Regions from separate parts of the Mus musculus genome. Here all the other regions are linked to region 3. The links are chromatin loops, found by intact Hi-C in ENCODE. Cell type or tissue: heart. All regions are shown on one strand. Each heading gives the region's core, and the rest is flanking DNA. Links, peaks and the distances in the headings are about the cores only. Region 1 has its middle 61 kb from the start of Mir6419. Region 2 has its middle 40 kb from the start of Mir6419. Region 3 holds the start of Nebl (nebulette).

Region 1 (6,175 bases), core at 361-5,360, 160 kb before region 3:
TATTTGAGGGAAGAGTTTGTGTAAAAGCGGGAGACTGGTGTATGCTGGCATCCTGGAAACAGAACAGTTAGAGGAGGGAGTACTGTATAGAAGAGGAGAAGACAGATGCCAAAAATGAAATCAGAGTGGCGGGTGAGGAAGCATAGGTCACTTAGGTTTTTTGGTTTTCCCTCCAAGGAAGAGGAAAGGAAAGGAGACAAGGGTGGGAGTAAGGAGACCCCTCAGCCCTATAGCTAAGAGGCAATCCTACCTGGAATACCGCACTAAGAACCTATGGGTTTCCACTTCAGAAATAAGGTTGGGAGAGGCTGGAAGAAGTCATGGAGCCCCCAGGATCTGCTTTTGGGATGTGCTACTGGAAAAGTGAAGAAACAGTGGGCACACTGTGTGTGCTCTTTGTTTGCCTGAACAGTTGGTTGTTGTGGAAATGGGAGAAACTGAAGAAGACACCGGTGTTTTGGGAGGAAAGAATCAATGCTTTGGTTTGAGACTTGTTGGATTTGAGATCTCTGATAGAAACTGGACAAGAGTCGCCTATACTGTCTGGTAGAGTGTTGAGTGTGGACAACAGGAAAGGATGCACCAAGCAAGCTGTAGAGTAGCTGAGGTATAGGTGGGTGGTAATGGAGGGAAGGTATGTAGTAATGCTGCCCAAGGCATTTCCACCATGGGTGAGGACAAACAACCCATCCATGACAAGGCTGACTGTCAGTCTATTTGTGCCCTGTGGTTACAGTCATGAGGTAAACCCAGTGGCCTAAAATAACACTAAGGTATCCTTACACTTTGGAGGTTGAAGTGTGAAGTTAGTCTCACCAGGATGAGGGGGTTTCTCCCTTACCTTTCTACTTTCAAGGGTTGGTTGACAGTCTTGAGGTTGGCTTGCTCATACTACAGTCACATAGTGAACCACCATTTTCATGTGTCTCTACATCATCTTCCCTCTGAGCCTGTCTGTATTATGCTATTTTGGAAGCATGCTTATCATATAGAATTAAGGGTCACCCAAACCTCACCTTAAGTTGGTTAAATCTGCAAAGACCTTATTTCCAAATAGGATCGTAATCTTAGTCTGTGGGCAGTAAGAGTTCAATATCCTCTAAAACATCTTTAATTTCTTTCTTTATTACTTCCTTGACCAAGTTATCATTGAGCAGAGTGTTGTTCAGCTTCCACATGTATGTGGACTTTCTATTATTTATGTTGCTATTGAAGATCAGCCTTAGTCCGTGGTGATCTGATAGGATGCATGGGATTATTTAAATTTTCTTGTATCTATTGAGACCTGTTTTGTAACTGACTATATGGTCAGTTTTGGAGAAGGTACCATGAGGTGCTGAGAAGGTATATCCTCTTGTTTTAGGATAAAATGTTGTGTAGATTTCTGTTAAATCCATTTGTTTCTACCTTCTGTTAGTTTCACTGTGTCTGATTAGTTTCTATTTCCATGATCTGTCCATTGATGACAGTGGGGTGTTGAAGTCTCCCACTATTATTAATATATTTTTCTGAGGTATACAAGCCAAACCCATACCTTTCAAAAAGATGCCAGGAAAACTAAGGAACATGCTGTCCCAGGCATCAAGTAGAAGTACTTAGGCAGGGAAAGTGGGTAACTGAGTCAAAAGCTGCTCACTGAGAAAATGAGATGACTAAGGAAAATTGGCAGTTAGTTTGGCAACAGAGAGGTCATTGTCATCCTGGTGAGGAATGTTCCAGTTAAATACTGAAGATGAGAGGGGACAGGAAAGAAGTTAGAGAAAGCAAACACAGAGTTTTGGGAGGCACTTTACTTACAGGGAAAGAAAAAATGGGATAGTGCGTGACTTTAGCTTTTTTCAAATTCAATTTTTAATCGTGATTCTTAAATGCTTTAGCATCCCTTTTAGCCCAACACCCACCAGAGGTAGCAGAAAAAAAAGGATGTGGGGGAAGTGGACCTGTTTAGAAAGGTTCTTTGGAGCAAAATCCATCTGAGTTGTCTGGAAATCAGCAGTTCAGTTCACAGATCAGCAGCAGCAGCTGCATCTACTAGCAAACACTTCATGGATACACCAGCAGACCTGTTGGGAAGAGTTGGGATAGCAAACACAAATCAGTAGTGGGGGGCACTACCTAGAAGAGATAGCTAGGCCTCAGCCCTTGGCACAAATCATCAGAAGGGACCTGGAAGAACAACAGAGTTGTCAGCTGTGTCTCTCTCAGCGAAGTGAAGAACAGCAAAGATGAGAGACCCACAAGCATTGCACAGCTAGCTCTATAAGCAAGGCAAGGCTCGCCTCTGTCATTGAGTCCTATTTATACCCTCCAAACATCACGTGTTCTCCACAGATCTGGCCTCAGCACGTGCATCTGTCTTATCTGACATCACTCTGCCAATCAGCCTGAGTCCACTGAAGCAGCAAGAAACTGCAACACAGCACCAGAAGTTTTTTGGTGTGGTTCTCTCTATGGGTCTCAACAAATGCAGCTCAACTATGCCATGGAAGGCGGAGCAATACATGCATGTTGTTAGCAAAGAATCCTTCATCATGTGTCCTTTCACATGCTGGCTTTAGCAGAACATTCTTTCACCTGTATCTGCTTCAGCTAAATGTTCCTTCAAGAATCTGCCTTAGTCTTTTACCCATGACCACTTCAGCTAAATATTCCTTCACATGTTTGCCCCAGGAAAAAGCCATCCAACTGACTTTCTACCAACTAAGTTTCTATTTCTGTAGTGGTGGAAGAAGATTAAGAAATAGGAGAAACAAAGACAAATTTATACATGAACAAGTAGGAAGAAAAGGTGGATGATTTCGAGAGTGATGTCTTTGAGAGGATGAGAGTGTGTGAGCTCTGGGGGCCCAGCTGAAGACCACTGTATTTAACAGGAATTAGGACCACTCTGATACACACTTTAGTATGAGGTCCCAGAAGTTCTGTTACCAACCAAGAATGGAAACATCCCTTTTGTTTGAGTGATGAACATTGCCAAATAGGCATAAAGAGGATCTGGGATGGACAATGGAGTAGCCATGTTGGGGGAAGTACTATAGGGAGGAAGAGCTCTTTGCCTGCCCTTCTCTAGAAGATGCTTCACCAGCAGTCCTGTCTCTTTAATATGGAACTGCTGCCCCTTTGAAGTGCCTCTCTAGCATAGCCTGAGAGAACTGGTGACATCGACAGCTGCTATTTTTAGATGACCCAAGTCAGACCCTGGTGGAAGGAAGAACAAGTCACAGGGATTTGAAATATTTACGTCTGGCAGGGCTTAAACATTGCATAACAAATTAATGTCCTGATGCCCAAATGGTATTATATTGAAATTTTGAATAGCAACTTTATTTCAAACAGAACTTAGTATATCTGTTGAAACCGTCCCAAAGATGACTCCCTAATTTGGATTCTCTGACCACCATATGATTTAATCTGAGCCATTATAAGCTGTTACTGGTCATTGGTATTATTATCGCTTGAATGTGATTATTCCTATGAGCTTGTATCCTAAATTACGAAATGAAAAAATTTGAAATGACCCCACTGTCTTCAGTCGATTGTTACAGGACTAAAAAAATTTATGGCAATGGAGAATTTCAATCAAAGTAGCAAATGATTCGAGCTTTAGTGAAATAACTTTGGTAGACAAATGCTTGGCTGGTACAGAACACCCTGATTTACTCCCTGTTAAAACCAGCCAGGGGATCTTGAGTGCAAGCTATTTGATTAAAAATTATGAGCTTATTAAATCACATATCAACATTTGGAGAATTACATCAGTAAGAGAATATCTTCTTCACACTTTGAAGCAGTCAGAAAATATAGTAATTAACTAATTAATTAATTAATTTTTGCCACATTGTAGATTGAATCCAGGGCCCTGAACATACTAGGTAACCACACTGCCACCGAGCTGCATCTTCAGAATGGGTTTTGTTGTTGTTATTTGGTTTGTTTGCTTTTGAGACAAGGTCGTCTCACTTCGTAGTTCCACCTATTCTGGAACTCACTATGGGACCTACAGTGTTTCCTTTGCCTTTGCCTCCTAGGATCCCAGGCACAATACACCACATTTGGTTGAATTGTCTTCTGATGTCTTTCTTTGCATTTCCTGTTATTAACTTAGAGCCTGTCACAAGTTTGACAAATTCTAGTTGCCTGATCTGATACTTGGTTGGATTAAAACATTGAATCTGTTTCCCTTTTATCTTTGAAAACCCTTTTATGAATGAAAAAGGGAGCTCTGTGTACAGGAGACATATAAACTGGAGTAAACTCATGGGAGGAGTCAGTCATCACGGAGTCCCTCATTACCTACCAGTGTCAAGATGACACACCATTTTCTACTGAGAAATGCAGGTAGCCATCCCTACCTTGTGATGCTGAGATGTCTGGCCTGGTGTCTAACTCGCTGTACCATTCAGTACCTGCTGCTTGGCACTTTCTTCTACACTTCAAGCATGGGCCATTCTGAGTCCTGTTTATTTGTCTGTGTTGAGACAATTACCCAGTGTACTGGCTAGTTTTGTGTCAACTTGACACAGCTGGAGTTATCACAGAGAAAGGAGCTTTAATTGAGGAAATGCCTCCATGAGATCCAACTGTAAGGCATTTTCTCAATTAGTGATCAAGGGGGAAAGGCCCCTTGTGGGTGGGACCATCTCTGGGCTGGTAGTCTCGGTTCTATAAGAGAGCAGGCTGAGCAAGCCAGGGGAAGCAAGCCAGTAAAGAACATCCCTCCATGGCCTCTGCATCAGCTCTTGCTTCCTGACCTGCTTGAGTTCCAGTCCTGACTTCTTTCAGTGATGAACAGCAATGTGGAAATGTAAGCCGAATAAACCCTTTCCTCCCCAGCTTGCTTCTTGGTCATGATGTCTGTGCAGGAATAGAAACCCTGACTAAGACACCCTGTGACTGCCAAGCTGCAAGAACAGACAGACCATTGTGCCCCCAGCCTCAGGGCCATCCAGCTAAGCCATCCTGACTGATTTTAATGTGTGTCTCACTGTAGTGAACACTCTGAGTCATTAATTTGTGCTTGAGACCCATATAGCAATTTGGCTATATTACTGGACACTTCAGACTTACAACCCAGTGGATGGTATGTAGTGAGAATTTTGGAATTTCGATTTCTTCAAAAATCACAGAAATATTTTAAGAATATGTTTTCATTTTAATCCTAGGTGTGGGGATATGGGATTGCGTCTCAGCAGCTGACACTGACATACCTCATGCTCTTGCAGAGATGTGATTTTGCCAGCTGCAGATTGTGTAACATTTGGAATTCTAGGAACTTTTCAGGGGGGGTCTATAAATGCTAGGACCCTTGTAGGCAGGTGTTCAGGGTGGTTGGTTGGGGCTTGTCATGCTGAAAGAAGAAACAAGAAGAAAAAAAAATTAGGTCCAGGGATCTCTCTCTCTCTCTCTCTCTCTCTCTCTCTCTCTTTCTCTCTCTTTCTCTCTCTCTCTCTCTCTCTCTCTCTCTCCCTCCCTCCCTCCATCCCTCTCTCCCTCTCCCCCTCTCCTCTATCCTTCTTTCTCTCCTATCTAGTGATAGATGATGAAATCAGGGGGATAAAGGGTGGGAAAAAATAACTCACAACAATAGTAAAGGGTCAGCTATAAGTGGTAGAAGCAATTTTGAATGAGGCTCTTCATGGAACCCAGACCACACTGTAGGCTGGACCTACTAGAGAACTTTGCAGATACTCCTTCAGATCTGTGAGCTACATACCTTAGGCACAGGGTTGGGGTGGGGGTTGGATTACATGCGCAAGTGGCAGGACTAGTGAGTGATAGAGCCCGCAGCAGGAGAGGCTCCCCAGTTCCTTGGAGCCAGTGAAGCAGACTGGTGGACTTTCATTTATGCTCATAATGGTTTTATGTTATAGCTTTTGTGTGTAAGCAATGTTGACACCATGTCAAAGGACCTGTAACTGACACCATAGACCTTCCACCCCCATCCTGTTTTCCTTCAAAGTCCCATTAACCCGTTGAGAAAATTATTACCTTCTGAGTATTGGTCCTCATAGAATATCTCACGGTCTCAGGAAGTATTGCCAGTACTGTGAATTGTCGATACTTTCCTTGAAACTGGATTTTTAAAGATTTGCTTAAGCCTTTTTTCCCATCTTGGAGACTTAGCTCAAGGTTATAACTTGCTTCACTGTTTCAGGGTAAAATTAAGAAAGCATGT
Region 2 (6,175 bases), core at 340-5,339, 63 kb before region 3:
AAGGACTCAGTGTGGCCTGCCAGAGATGACTGATGTCTTTCCCTGTGCCTGCTTAAGCACACCTAGGGGCTGCACTTTCAATTAACTCACAGTGTGGGGAAAGATTGGGAAACAAAATGGTAAAATCAAGCCCCAAGAGGTTTTTTTACAGCCTTCCTGGCTTAGATAAACACTGTTTGTTTTCTAATTCATCATAGGTGGAAGGAAGGTATCACGTGAAGAGGAAAGAGAAAGAAAGCAATGAGAGAATGCCAGGCTTTCTGAGATGGATGGAAATGGTAAGTGGATTCTTATCAGACCGGCTTGAGCTTGTGCCTGTCTTTGCTGCACAGTTTGTGTGTCTATGTGAGTGTCCTTACACCACTGCCCACCAGACCATTTCTTTTACTCTGTGTCTACAGCTTTGATTATGTATCCTGTTTCCCAACTCTACTTTCACTGCTACCACTTGGAACCCACCATATCCATTCATAAGGAAAGCTTGCTTGCTTTGCAAGAAAAGCAAAGATCAAAAGCTGTCCGTAATTTGATACTGAAATGTAATTAATCCTAACTCTTTTGATATAGCCACATAAATTTTCATTGACTTAGAATGTAAAATAAATTATAGGCCCATTAATAAACTCACAAGGACACTGCTGATTTAGTTCCCCGGGACTTTATAAGTTAGCTTCAGAAATATTGGATTATTGAGACCAAATAATTGAATACAATGGCTATGGACTATTAAAAGATTTGATTCAAAGTTAGGTTGAGTGTAAGGGTGAGCGTGAGAGCGCAGGCATGATTATCTCGGGATTTAGTCTCTGTTTGTAATTTAAATAAATCATTTTGACAGAGACTGACTGTAACCATGTTCAGCTGCTGACAGTGTAAAATTGAGCTGTATGGTGGACAGAAGACAAGCAGTCAAGAGAAATCCCCAAAGGTAAAATTTGTTATGTAATTGGGTCAACTCATGCATGAGAAATGCATGCTAATTGTAAACTGGTGGCAAAATTATCCTGTAGGAGGCAATTAGGTCTTATATGAATCCAAACAACTGACTTGGGGGAGCTTGCTTTCTGTTGGTACACAGCAAACACAGACGTAGGCTTTGAAAGGAGAGAAAGATAAAAATTAGAAAGTCATGCAGCATGCAAATGGATTTTTTTGTTAAGTCTCCTCCTAATACAGGCACTATAACTTGTATCATTAAGTAAAATTTTATACAGAAGCTCTTGACTTTAAGTAGTTCAGTACACTAAATAGCATGTAAGGAAAATGGGGTGGTATTTTATTATAACCCATCATGGTTTTATTAACATAATCTATAAATTATGAAGTTGATGGCTAACATGTAAACCCTTGAAGGCTTGTGTTTTTAGGGTGACCTCCTAGCTCGCTTTAACAGGCTGCATTTCACCTCCAGCTCATCTCTGTTAGTAACCCCGATAGAATCCAGTGTAACAGTGGGTCAGTAGGGTGCTTTCTGACAGCAAGGATGAAGTATGCCAAAGAAATCGATGGGACAATAGCACATATTTTCCTTGTAATGTCTAACACATGTTCATGAATAGTTCATGGGTTTCGGAACACTTTGACACACTGTTTAATTAGACCCTCTGAACAACCTCTCTCCTCAGGGAAAGGATTTCTATAAGGAATAGTTACACTTTCCTGTGAAAAATATATGGAAAATTACCTTTTGGCCCTTTCTTTCCCATTTATGGTGTCCCTCACAGCTGGCTTTGCTTTATTTTTTCACGTAGGGCAGGACTTCAAAGGCTGATCTCTGCTTTTTATCCCTAATTTTTTAGCCACAGTCACTTAAAGAAACAAATATGTCTCAGACCAGTAATCACTCGTGCATGGCAAGAACAGGGCTTCTTGCTAAATAGCTTTGCCTTGAGGGGAGCTTTGAAAGCAGCCACCGAAATATGAGACTAGGCACCTGTGACTTCCGCTTGGATCCAGATTAGGCATCCAGAGGTGATTTTTTGAGGTGCTGCTTTTGAGACCACCTGCCTCCCCATTTCTAGGCTTCCAGGCTTACCACGTGCCTTCCTGTTTCAGTCTCTACAGCAGCTCCTGCACTGGGCTTTTGTCTTCCTTTGAAGCACCTCATGATCTCCCGTGCTACCGGGAATTCCATCCTCAGATTAGTCTTACTTAAGTATCTGCTTCACCAAGATCTTGCTCGTGACCCATTAAATAAAACCCTCCTCTGCCCCCCCCCCCCCCCCAGCAGGATGAAGTCTGCCTTCCTATGCCCTTTATGGACTCCAGTGACCTTTCACAATTGCCCTGAACTATTTCCGGCCTTATCTTCCACTGCTTGTCAACACCGTTTGCCCGTTTCTTTTAGGCCTGGACTTGATATCTGCTCTGGACTTTCCTGTGAGTCATTCCTCTTGTTTCAGCCAATTTGACACCACTGGAAAATGAAGTCCTGACCCCTGACCCCAGCATGCACTCACCAACTGGTTAGTGATCTTCCTCCCCTCTTGAATCCTTGCAGTGCCCTGAGGAGGGTTAATCTTATTGCCCACAGTCATTTCACATGTTACAGTCCACAGTCTGGCTGTAAGCAGTATTTTATACACCTCATAGTTTTACTTCATTAACTTTAAGAGAAAAGAGATTGTCTACACTTTCAGTCAGTATTCTTCAATCTCCAGAATGCACAGCAGAGCACACTGTCTCCTCTGTTTGGAACAGGCCCCTGTTCCTTACTTGGGTTTCTGCAGTAGTCTTGATTGCTCTTGCTCCATCCCAGGTCGTTCGCCACATGATCTCTTGCAAATTATTCCTAAAACACACATTTGATTGTTTCAAACTTTCTTTTAGAATATGTCCATGGATCCCTACTGCCTTTAAGATAATATAGAAAATACTTTGCCTGGAAAACAAGGGCTATCCCTGGTTTACCGAGAGCTGAGATTTGAGCTTTGATGTCCCTCTTGTCTCTGAGCCCTGTGGGCTTTTCCTCCCTCCCTCCCTCCCTCCCTCCCTCCCTCCCTCCCTCCCTCCCTCCCTCCCTCCCTCTCTCCCTCCCTCCCTCCCTCCCTTCATTTCTCCTTTCTTCATTATTTAATTTACTTTACATCCACAGTTTCCTCTCCCTCCTCTGCTCCCAGTCCTGCCTTCACCCCTCCAGCACCCCATCCCCCCTCCCTTTCTCTCTAGAACAGGGCAGGCCTCCCATGGATATCTACTAGCTTTGGCATAACCAGTTGCAATAAGGCTAGGCTCGTCTCCCGTTTAGGCTAGAGGAGCCACCCAGTAGGGGGAAACGGTCCCAAAGGTAGACAAAAAAGCCAGCCCTGTTCCTGCTGTCAGAAGTCCCACATAAAGACCAAGCTGCACAGCTTTTACATATGTGCAAAGGTCTATGTCAGTCCCATCCATGCTGCCCGTTTGGCAGTTCAGTCTCTATGGGTCCCTTTGGGGCCAGGTTAGTTGATTTTGTAGGTTTTTTTGTGTTGTCTTTGACCTCTCTGGCTCCTACAATCCTTTCTCCCCCTCTTCTGTAGAATTTTTCTGGCTCCACCTAATGTTTGGCTGTGGGTCTCTGCATCTCTTTCCATCAGTGGCCTCTCTGATAATAGTTGTACCAGGCAATGGAAATTTCCAGGAATCTATGAGTATGACCCTAGCAATAGGGGATATGGAGCCTGAACCTGGCATCTCCTATAAGGTGCCTTCAGTGGAGGAACTGGAACACCAACCCAGTCACAAAATCTTCAGTTTACAATTTTTCCTGCCTACAAGATGTGCAGGAGTAAAGATGGAGCAGAAAGTGAGGGAATGGCCTATCAATGACTGGTCCAACTTGAGACCCATGCCACAGAAGGGACCACACTCTGACACTGTTAATGATGTTCTACCATACTTACCAGCAGGTCTCTTTGTTCTTGATCTTTCTGCTCTTGCTATCTCCTTCTATGGGTCCATTGGCATTTTTTCCTCCTCTGCTCCACATTAGACTATAGAAAGGTGTGATCCAGCACAGTGATAAGCTGGAGAACAAAGGAGTTGCCATATACCTCCCCACGCTTCTTCTGTTTTGGGCTAGCTTAGCTTTCTCCCTATTTCTCAGTCATGGCTCATAACACCTTTCTTAGGACAAATGTCACAGTAAAGGAAGGGACTAATATGCTCTTTCAATACAAGATTTCTGGTGGCCCAGTTAGTACTTGGTATGCAACCCATGCTCAGTAAATGTGCACTGAGTAGCCACATGAGGCAATAATTTATAAAATAGTAATATATTTTGTGTCTTCTTTCTTATCAAAATCCCACTCTAGAAGGGTCTTTACTTTTAGAAATTGCTTTGATTTCTTTTCATTCTTGCTATATTGCTTGACAATACCTACATTTTCTTGTGTGCTTCTTAAATATGTGGTGACTTCTATAGTTTTATAGAATGACTGAAGCAATACTTTCTCAGTAAGGTATGGTTTATGGCTTCTTACTGTATGACCTAAAAATCTAAGAATATTGAAAATGCAAGGACTACCCATGTTCTAGAACATTGAAGTCAGAGTACATAAAAAAGCAAAACCCGCCGGGCGTGGTGGCACACGCCTTTAATCCCAGAACTTGGGAGGCAGAGGAAGGCAGATTTCTGAGTTTGAGGCCAGCTTGGTCTACAAAGTGAGTTCCAGGGCTATACAGAAAAACCCGGTCTCAAAAAAACCAAAAACAAAAAACAAAAAAAACCCAACCCCCCAAACCCAAACAAACAAACAAACAAACAAAAAAAGCAAAACCCAAACCAAACATAAAAAAATCTTATAAAGACTTATATAGGCCACCAACAGATTGGGAAAGGATCTTTACCTATCCTAAATCAGATAGGGGACTAATATCCAACATATATAAAGAACTCAAGAAGGTGAACTCCAGAAAATCAAATAACCCCATTAAAAAATGGGGCTCAGAGCTAAACAAAGAATTCTCACCTGAGGAATACCAAATGGCTGAGAAGCACCTGAAAAAATGTTCAACATCCTTAATCATCAGAGAAATGCAAATCAAAATAACCCTGAGATTCCATCTCACACCAGTCAGAATGGCTAAGATCAAAAATTCAGGTGACAGCAGATGCTGGCGTGGATGTGGAGAAAGAGGAACACTCTTCCATTGTTGGTGGTATTGCAAGCTTGTACAACGACTCTGGAAACCAGTCTGGCAGTTCCTCAGAAAATTGGACAAAGTATTACCGGAGGATCCCGCAATACCTCTCCTGGTCATATATCCAAAAGATGTTCCAACCGGTAAGAAGGACACATGCTCCACTATGTTCATAGCAGCCTTATTTATAATAGCCAGAAGCTGGAAAGAACCCAGATGCCCCTCAACAGAGGAATGGATACAGAAAATGTGATACATTTACACAATGAAGTACTACTCAGCTATTAAAAAGAATGAATTTATGAAATTCCTAGGCAAATAGATGGACCTGGAGGGCATCATTGTGAGTGAGGTAACCCAATCACAAAGGAACTCACACAATATGTACTCACTGATAAGTGGATATTAGCCCAGAAACTTAGAATACCCAAGATATAAAATACAATTTGCTAAACACATGAAACTCAAGAAGAACAAAGACCAAAGTGTGGACACTTTGCCCCTTCTTAGAATTGGGAACAAAACACCCATGGAAGGAGTTACAGAGACACAGTTTGGAGCTGAGATGAAAGGATGGACCATCTAGTGATTGCCATATCCAGGGATCCATCCCATAATCAGCCTTTAAACGCTGACACCATTGCATATACTAGCAAGATTTTGCTGAAAGGACCCTGATATAGCTGTCTCTTGTGAGACTATGGCAGGGCCTAGCAAACACAGAAGTGGATGCTCACAGTCAGCTATTGGATGGATCACAGGGCCCCCAATGGAGGAGCTAGAGAAAGTAACCAAGGAACTAAAGGGATCTGCAACCCTATAGGTGGAACAACAATATGAACTACCCAGTACCCCCCAGAGCTCGTGTCTCTAGCTGCATATGTATCAGAAGATGGCCTAGTCGGCCATCAGTGGAAAGAGAGGCCCATTGGTCATGCAAACTTTATCTGCCTCAGTACAGGGGAATGCCAGGGCCAAGAAGTGGGAGTGGGTGGGTGGGGGAGTGGATGGGGGACTTTTGGGATAGCATTGGAAATGTAAATGAAATAAATACCTA
Region 3 (6,175 bases), core at 630-5,629:
GAAGAATAAATGATTTACTGGGGGAGGGGGTGGTGAGATATAGACTCAGAAAGACAACAGACTGAGACAAAGTTTGTTTCGGCTTTGGGTGTTTGGTTTCCTCTTCTTGGTTGATGAAATAACATGGTAGAAGCCCACTATGTTCGCTTTTGGTAGAAGCAGCCTTTGTGTAAATAAAGAATTTTCAAAGAAGAGCTCTTTCCAGATTCTGCTGATTCCCCAGTGTCTGTAATCTAAAGCATCCCATGGTCTGAGGCATCATATTTTCTGGTATCTCCCATCTCAGCTCAGAACTCAATTGTAATTTATGATAATACAACATTAAACTTACACTAGGATTTACGAAAAAGGATAGGTATTTTTGAAACGTAATAACTGCCCACTAAGGACCCTTTTCTAACAAATTCCCCAAGTCAGAGTTTATACCTATTGACAGAAAAGCTTGACTGATAAAATCAGGGCTTAAAAAATATAGAGGAAATTTGACATGACTTTTATACTATCTTCTTATGCAAATGAAAAGAAGACACACTAAATCAAAAGTAATGGTGTATGTGGCTTGCCAGAAAGTCCATTAAAGAGTTCACTCAGCAAGTTTTGAGGTGATTTTTTTCCTGCCAGGGTATGTGCTACTTACTACTGGATCTCCTTATCCTGGTGTAGAACCAGCATAACAACATCAGTGTGTACTAAGCAGGCATCAGTGTGTACTAAGCAGTTCCTATCACACTGTTTTGCAAAGGAAGCAAATAGTTCACTGTTCTTAGCCTTCTGTTTGTCCTCTCTGAAGGAAAGCATTCTAAGTGAGGGTTTGTGATGGTTGTCAGCACTGGGGCCCAACAGAAGGCCTTGCATAGAAGCAAGCAAACTTGGTAATAAGCCAGCTGTGTTCCTAGCCATCTTTTTATGTTTATTTAAGACATGGTCTTGCTAAGTTGTCCAGGTTGGGATGAAGCTCTCTCTGTAGCTTGGGCTGGGCTTGAAGTTGTGATTGCTTTGCTCCCATCTCCTAAATTGGCTGGAAATGCAAGCTTTAAAGATTTTAGTAATGTGACTTTAAAATTCTGATTCTGACCTCTTAAAAGAAAAAATATGTTCATATTATGTGTGGTGTTTGGTGTGTCTTTGAAACTTTTGTGCATTAAAGGTTAACTGATTATTTTATTGCAGCCCAGCGAAGAACCATTAAGAACTCACAGCAAGATTGAAGATGAGAAGAAATCCTGCTTAAGCCTCAGGCACGCCATTCACTATGGAAACAGACATCACCCAAAGCAACATGAGCATTGTCATCTGAAGTGGAAGCTAAGAGGTTCATCTTGGACAGCGTTGGGATATTTTTTCCTATGTACTTCTGAAGGTTTGCAAGAAAAGTTTTTAGAAATTATTCCTCCGTAGAAAGCATTTCCTTCCTGAAGGTAGCACAGAGGAGCCTCTACAGAAGCAAAAGACAGCCTTAGGGAGAGGACATGAGGGAAACTTATAGATTGCAAATTCTCCTTACAGGACAAGTTTATAACAAACGAAAAGAATTCCAGTAGACGTGAGGGACGACATGGCTGTTATCTCAAAGTTTCCCAATTTAGCATTCCGGGGACAGTTCCTTTCTGGCATTTTGCTGGTTAAGTGGGGTCTGTGATACCCTTAATTTGACCTCTATTCAAAACTGTTTAATGAGAAAGCCAGCAAATCATGAAGAAGTTAGTCAGACGTAACAATGTTTTCCTAAGTCACATTTCACAGAGGGCACTGGATGCCATTAAGAGACAATAGTAGGCAGAATAGATGTGGAAACAGGAGGCAGACAGGATTCTTCTTTTAGAAGGGAAAGATTTAGTAAGTTGGGTAGGGCTTTTGATTGACGGTCATCACAGGTCTCTGCATGTGTCACTGTGGTGTGTAACACTCATCCTGACAACTATAGAAATTTCTTTATAGGTTTCTTGAAGAGATTTGTTTTAGGTCATTGTTTTTTGCCTTATCAACCTTTTTTTGTGGTACAGTTTTGCCTTTTGGAAAAGCATGTGAGAAACAGTATGGTTTTTGATGGATGTTCAGAATTCGAATGACTTATTAGATAAGGCTGGGGCATTTTTCTTTTAAAAACTGATAAGGACGTGTACAGAGATAGATATTCAATAGTTAAGACTATATAAAATGTAACATGAAACTAGCTCCACAACTTCAGAATCACTATTCTACCTTCATAGATGTTCAATGGGATATATAGACATTAGATCTTCTTAACTTCAGGGTGTTTTTTTAAATTAAAAATATTTTACAAGTTATTAAAAATAAATTGAAAACAAGATGATATCAAAATATATTTGGCTATGTAGGAATGAAGTATTATTTTGGATAAAGCTCTATTTTATGTAATTAATTTAATTAGTCACCATGGGGTGTTTTTCTAACACTGATCACTGATATGCAATACTTTTATAAAAAGCAATTTTACCTTAAAATTTAAACAGCCAAATTAACACATCAGGAATGAGAGATTCTTAGAATTGCTTAAATCGACAATAAAGGATTTATTTAGAAGAGTTTTCTTAATTATTGAACTAGTAAGATAGTCTACACAACAAATATGGTAATGTAATTTCTTAGTTTTCCAAGTGTGGGATACAGTGAGACTATAAAAGATACTAGTGAGTTAGTGAAAATTCACACAATGACAAAAATGCAGAGCATAATTATTTCCAATGCAGCGATGTTTCCTGAAGTCTTAAATAATATATCAACATATATTAACTTCAACTTCTCATGTTTAATGATGTTTACGATTAATATGGTACAGTATTCCCTAATTTGAGATTAGCAGTTGTAATTAACTCAGAATAGATTCTTTGAAGTGGTTCAAAGGGCTTTTTGTAATAAATTATTAGCCTCTAATCAGCTAATATGAAGTGAGTAGTTTTGGGGGATGTGAGAAGTACACTAAAACCTCATAAAACATTTAATTTAAGTTAATGAAATAAATTTGTATGGTACGGAGTCTCTATATGGAAACAGAATGACTGACATTCCAGAGGAGGCTTTATTTAGACCAAGTTGAGATATCTTTGGGATAAAGGCTTTAGGCCGGTGCTATCTTAGGTGTTATAGCTGAGTAGATTTCTAGAATTGTCAAGTCCCTTTAAAACAATTTTTAAAATTAATTGATTAATTGATTTAAAATTCATTAGTAGAAGATAAAAAAAAACCATTTTGTCTTGGGTTTCCTATGCTATCCTAAGAATGTTGATTTTAAGTTTGTAAAGTTGAGCTTTGACTTAGGAGAGAGTTTTCACTTGTGAGGCTGGGCCTGGCAGACCCTGAGGCTCCTGGGTGTTCACTGACACACCATTGAGATAAGGAGTGACATGAGCCAGGGATAAAGTCTGGCAAGCCTTTGCTTCCAGTGCCCCAGAGACTTGGTAGCTCACGGGTGTGGTAGTTCCTGAGAAGACACAGTTTGAAAGCATTAATATCTTCATAGGGTAAAGATGAAGGTACCTGTATCCGGGGATGTAAAAGAGGAAACTGAGGAGGAAAATGTGGAGCAGGAAGAAAACCAGGAAGCCAAGGTGAGCAAGAAAGAACTCACTTAAGCACAGAACTCTGTCCTTTAACAGATAAGGGAAAATCAGACCTTCTCCCTCCCTCTTTCTTTTTAATTTTCACATAGGTGTCTCTGAAACCTGTTATTGAAGACCTCAGCATGGAACTGGCCAGAAAGTGCACCGAGCTCATTAGTGACGTAAGTGGCTTTAAAGACTTTTATCTTATTTGCTTCCTTTACGTGGAATGGCTGTGTTGTAGAGTCATGGGGCTGGAGAGAAAACTCCCGAGGTTACCAGTTAGAGCACTGTCATTTTCTAGATCATAGAACTAAGTCCAGACATGTTAGGTGATTTCACCAAGGTCATATAGACAGTGATTGTCTAATGGAATAATTGTCCTCATTCCTAATCCAGATTCTGTCTCTTCCGGGTTGTGTAGTCATACTATGTTTTATGGTGTTGTGTTATCAAGCTCATGTTTGAGAACCCCCAAGACTTTAAAATTAGCAGAACGATATCATTTGTCTTGGAAGGATCTCTAAGTGAATGACTTTCAATATGGAAGGCCTTTATCTAAATGAATAGTACTTAACATTCTGAAGGCCATTTGAAGTTTCTGTCAAAGTCAATACTTTTCCATTTGCTTTTAATTGCATCTAACATTTCTTTGCAATATAGTGTGTGTATGTGTGTGTATGTGTGTGTGTGTGTATGTGTGTGTGTATGTGTTAATGGAATTGTACACTGCAAACACTGGTTCACATGATAATATCATTAAAAAAATTTTGTTTTTAGGAACTAAAGCTAGTTTATATGCTATTCCAAATGAAATCCTAGAGTTATTTAATGTAAACACATCCACATACATGATAAATTTATAAACTAGAATTCTAAATTTATAAGCAAGACTATTTCTTACTTGGTATGAGAACCCACCAAATACTCATAAACAATGTAAGAGAACTACTGGCTTAAAAAACATGGAGCTCTATGAAATGAAGTGTGTTTGTATCTGAATTCAGGGAGCTGAGCACAAAACTGGCTGCAACTGTTCTTTGTAATTTGCAAGTTTGTTTCCTAGGCAGTAGCGTAATACTTTGGTCAGTTCTCCAAGGCCAACTTGCTAGAGTCAACTCGACAATAACCTTGGAAATATTATTGATGCTGGTGGATTTAGCTCTTCAAGTATAATGATTATAGTTAAGATGAGATGTACATAAAAAATGCTGCAGTTACTCTTCAAAACACTGTGGTGACTGATAAGGGATAGCTACCCTAAGTTACTCTATCGGTAACTTTTTTATCTTTTGACCAACTTTGTAGTAGATAAAAATGGGCATACTTCTTCCCAAATTCTTGGCATAACATGTTACATAATTCAACTTTGAATTATTTATTTATTTGTGTTATTGCTTAGTTATAACCAGAAGTTGCTTAGCATGTGAAATATGTTTTGTAAACTGCAATAATAAGACATTGGCTGTGATAATTATGATCTTGACACCAGTGGCAGTTAAGATGTATTGAGCACCACATGCCAGGTGTTGTTGATTGTCAGGGTGGGACTCTTATTCATCGCCCTCCTCCCCCCGCCCCACGTCCGCCATTTCACTTTACTCCACTGTTGCTTCTCAGAGTGAATACCCATGCAAAGCTTGTTACTCCCTCACACATCTACTTAGTGACAGCCATGTCACCATTTAGAGGCAGCTTGAAGGTGCTGCCTCTTCCCACTCTGGTATGTTTTCACTGAAGTGTAGTTATTGCTGGGCTGCAGCTCTAATTCGGCAGGTGATATATTGGAGTGTTTGGGGGAGGATTATTATTGGTGACTTAGGAACCTTCTTGTAGGGAGGCACAATGGCTTTTTATACTCGGTGACTGCCAGCACCACACATTCTCTCTTCTTTAGGTGAGATCAAGCACATGGGAGAGATCTCTGTTTATTGTAGATTTATGTTTCATGGTGGAATGTCTGGACTACTTAAGTATTTAGAATATGATTATTGTCCCTTAATTCATGACTGGATATGTGCTCATATTTCACTTCATCGTAGGCTTCCGTACTGATAAGACACTCGTTTAGCTGTTAGAATTTTTACATGGATCAATAAAGATTCTGAAAAAATACACTAATTTCTAAAATAAAAATTATATGAAGGGTTTACACCATCATCTTAATACCAAATATTAGGGCTGACATTACAGTTGAGGAGCGGAATGTGTGTCTAGCATGTACAAGGTTCTCAACTGCAAACCAAATAAGCTAACAACCAAATATTGAATAAATTAAATGTTTATGTTCCTAAATGTTTCAGTGAACTATAACTGAAAGTTTATTGTTCTTCTTTAGTGACATCAGTAATTTTATGGGGAGCAAATGGCCTTATATTTGAAATTTCTTTTTCTTCAAATCAACTTATACTTAAAAATTTCATCTCTGCAGTATAGTAGCATAGCCAGCTTGTTGTCTAAAATACATCAGTCATAGAGTTAAAATAATAGGTATAAAATTGATGTTCTGTCACCTTAAATAGACCTGAGTTCTGGCTGAGCCTGTATTATATGGTGTTTCTAATTGGGAAGGACTAGATTGGTGCCCCGCATTTAACCTAGGACACCAGTCTTTT

The links. Hi-C counts contacts between places; a loop is a spot of excess contacts. Peaks named below come from ENCODE experiments on the same cell type or tissue, not always from the same donor. Only the 100,000 strongest peaks of a DNase experiment are listed, where the experiment ranks them.
Region 1: it touches region 3 in a loop (8-fold over the local background); 5 of 42 quality-filtered maps call a loop at or near these places.
Region 2: it touches region 3 in a loop (3.0-fold over the local background); 4 of 42 quality-filtered maps call a loop at or near these places.

What each region holds. Positions count from the first base shown.
Region 1 is chr2:17,621,145-17,627,319 of GRCm38, reverse strand. It overlaps a transcript of Nebl not described here. Among named protein-coding and RNA genes, the nearest start is that of Mir6419, 61 kb to the right of the region's middle. In heart, for the core only: a CTCF peak has its summit at 3,130; a DNase peak (open chromatin) is centred at 3,159; H3K27ac peaks cover 1,190 bases.
Region 2 is chr2:17,520,153-17,526,327 of GRCm38, reverse strand. It overlaps a transcript of Nebl not described here. Among named protein-coding and RNA genes, the nearest start is that of Mir6419, 40 kb to the left of the region's middle. In heart, for the core only: no CTCF peak of the experiment used is centred there; a DNase peak (open chromatin) is centred at 2,287; H3K4me3 peaks cover 630 bases; H3K27ac peaks cover 3,141 bases.
Region 3 is chr2:17,457,852-17,464,026 of GRCm38, reverse strand. Nebl (nebulette) reads left to right here and starts at 1,171. Exons shown (of 26, transcript NM_001362722.1): 1 at 1,171-1,360; 2 at 3,482-3,569; 3 at 3,671-3,742. The coding sequence starts at 3,489. In heart, for the core only: no CTCF peak of the experiment used is centred there; a DNase peak (open chromatin) is centred at 3,376; H3K4me3 peaks cover 2,650 bases; H3K27ac peaks cover 4,837 bases.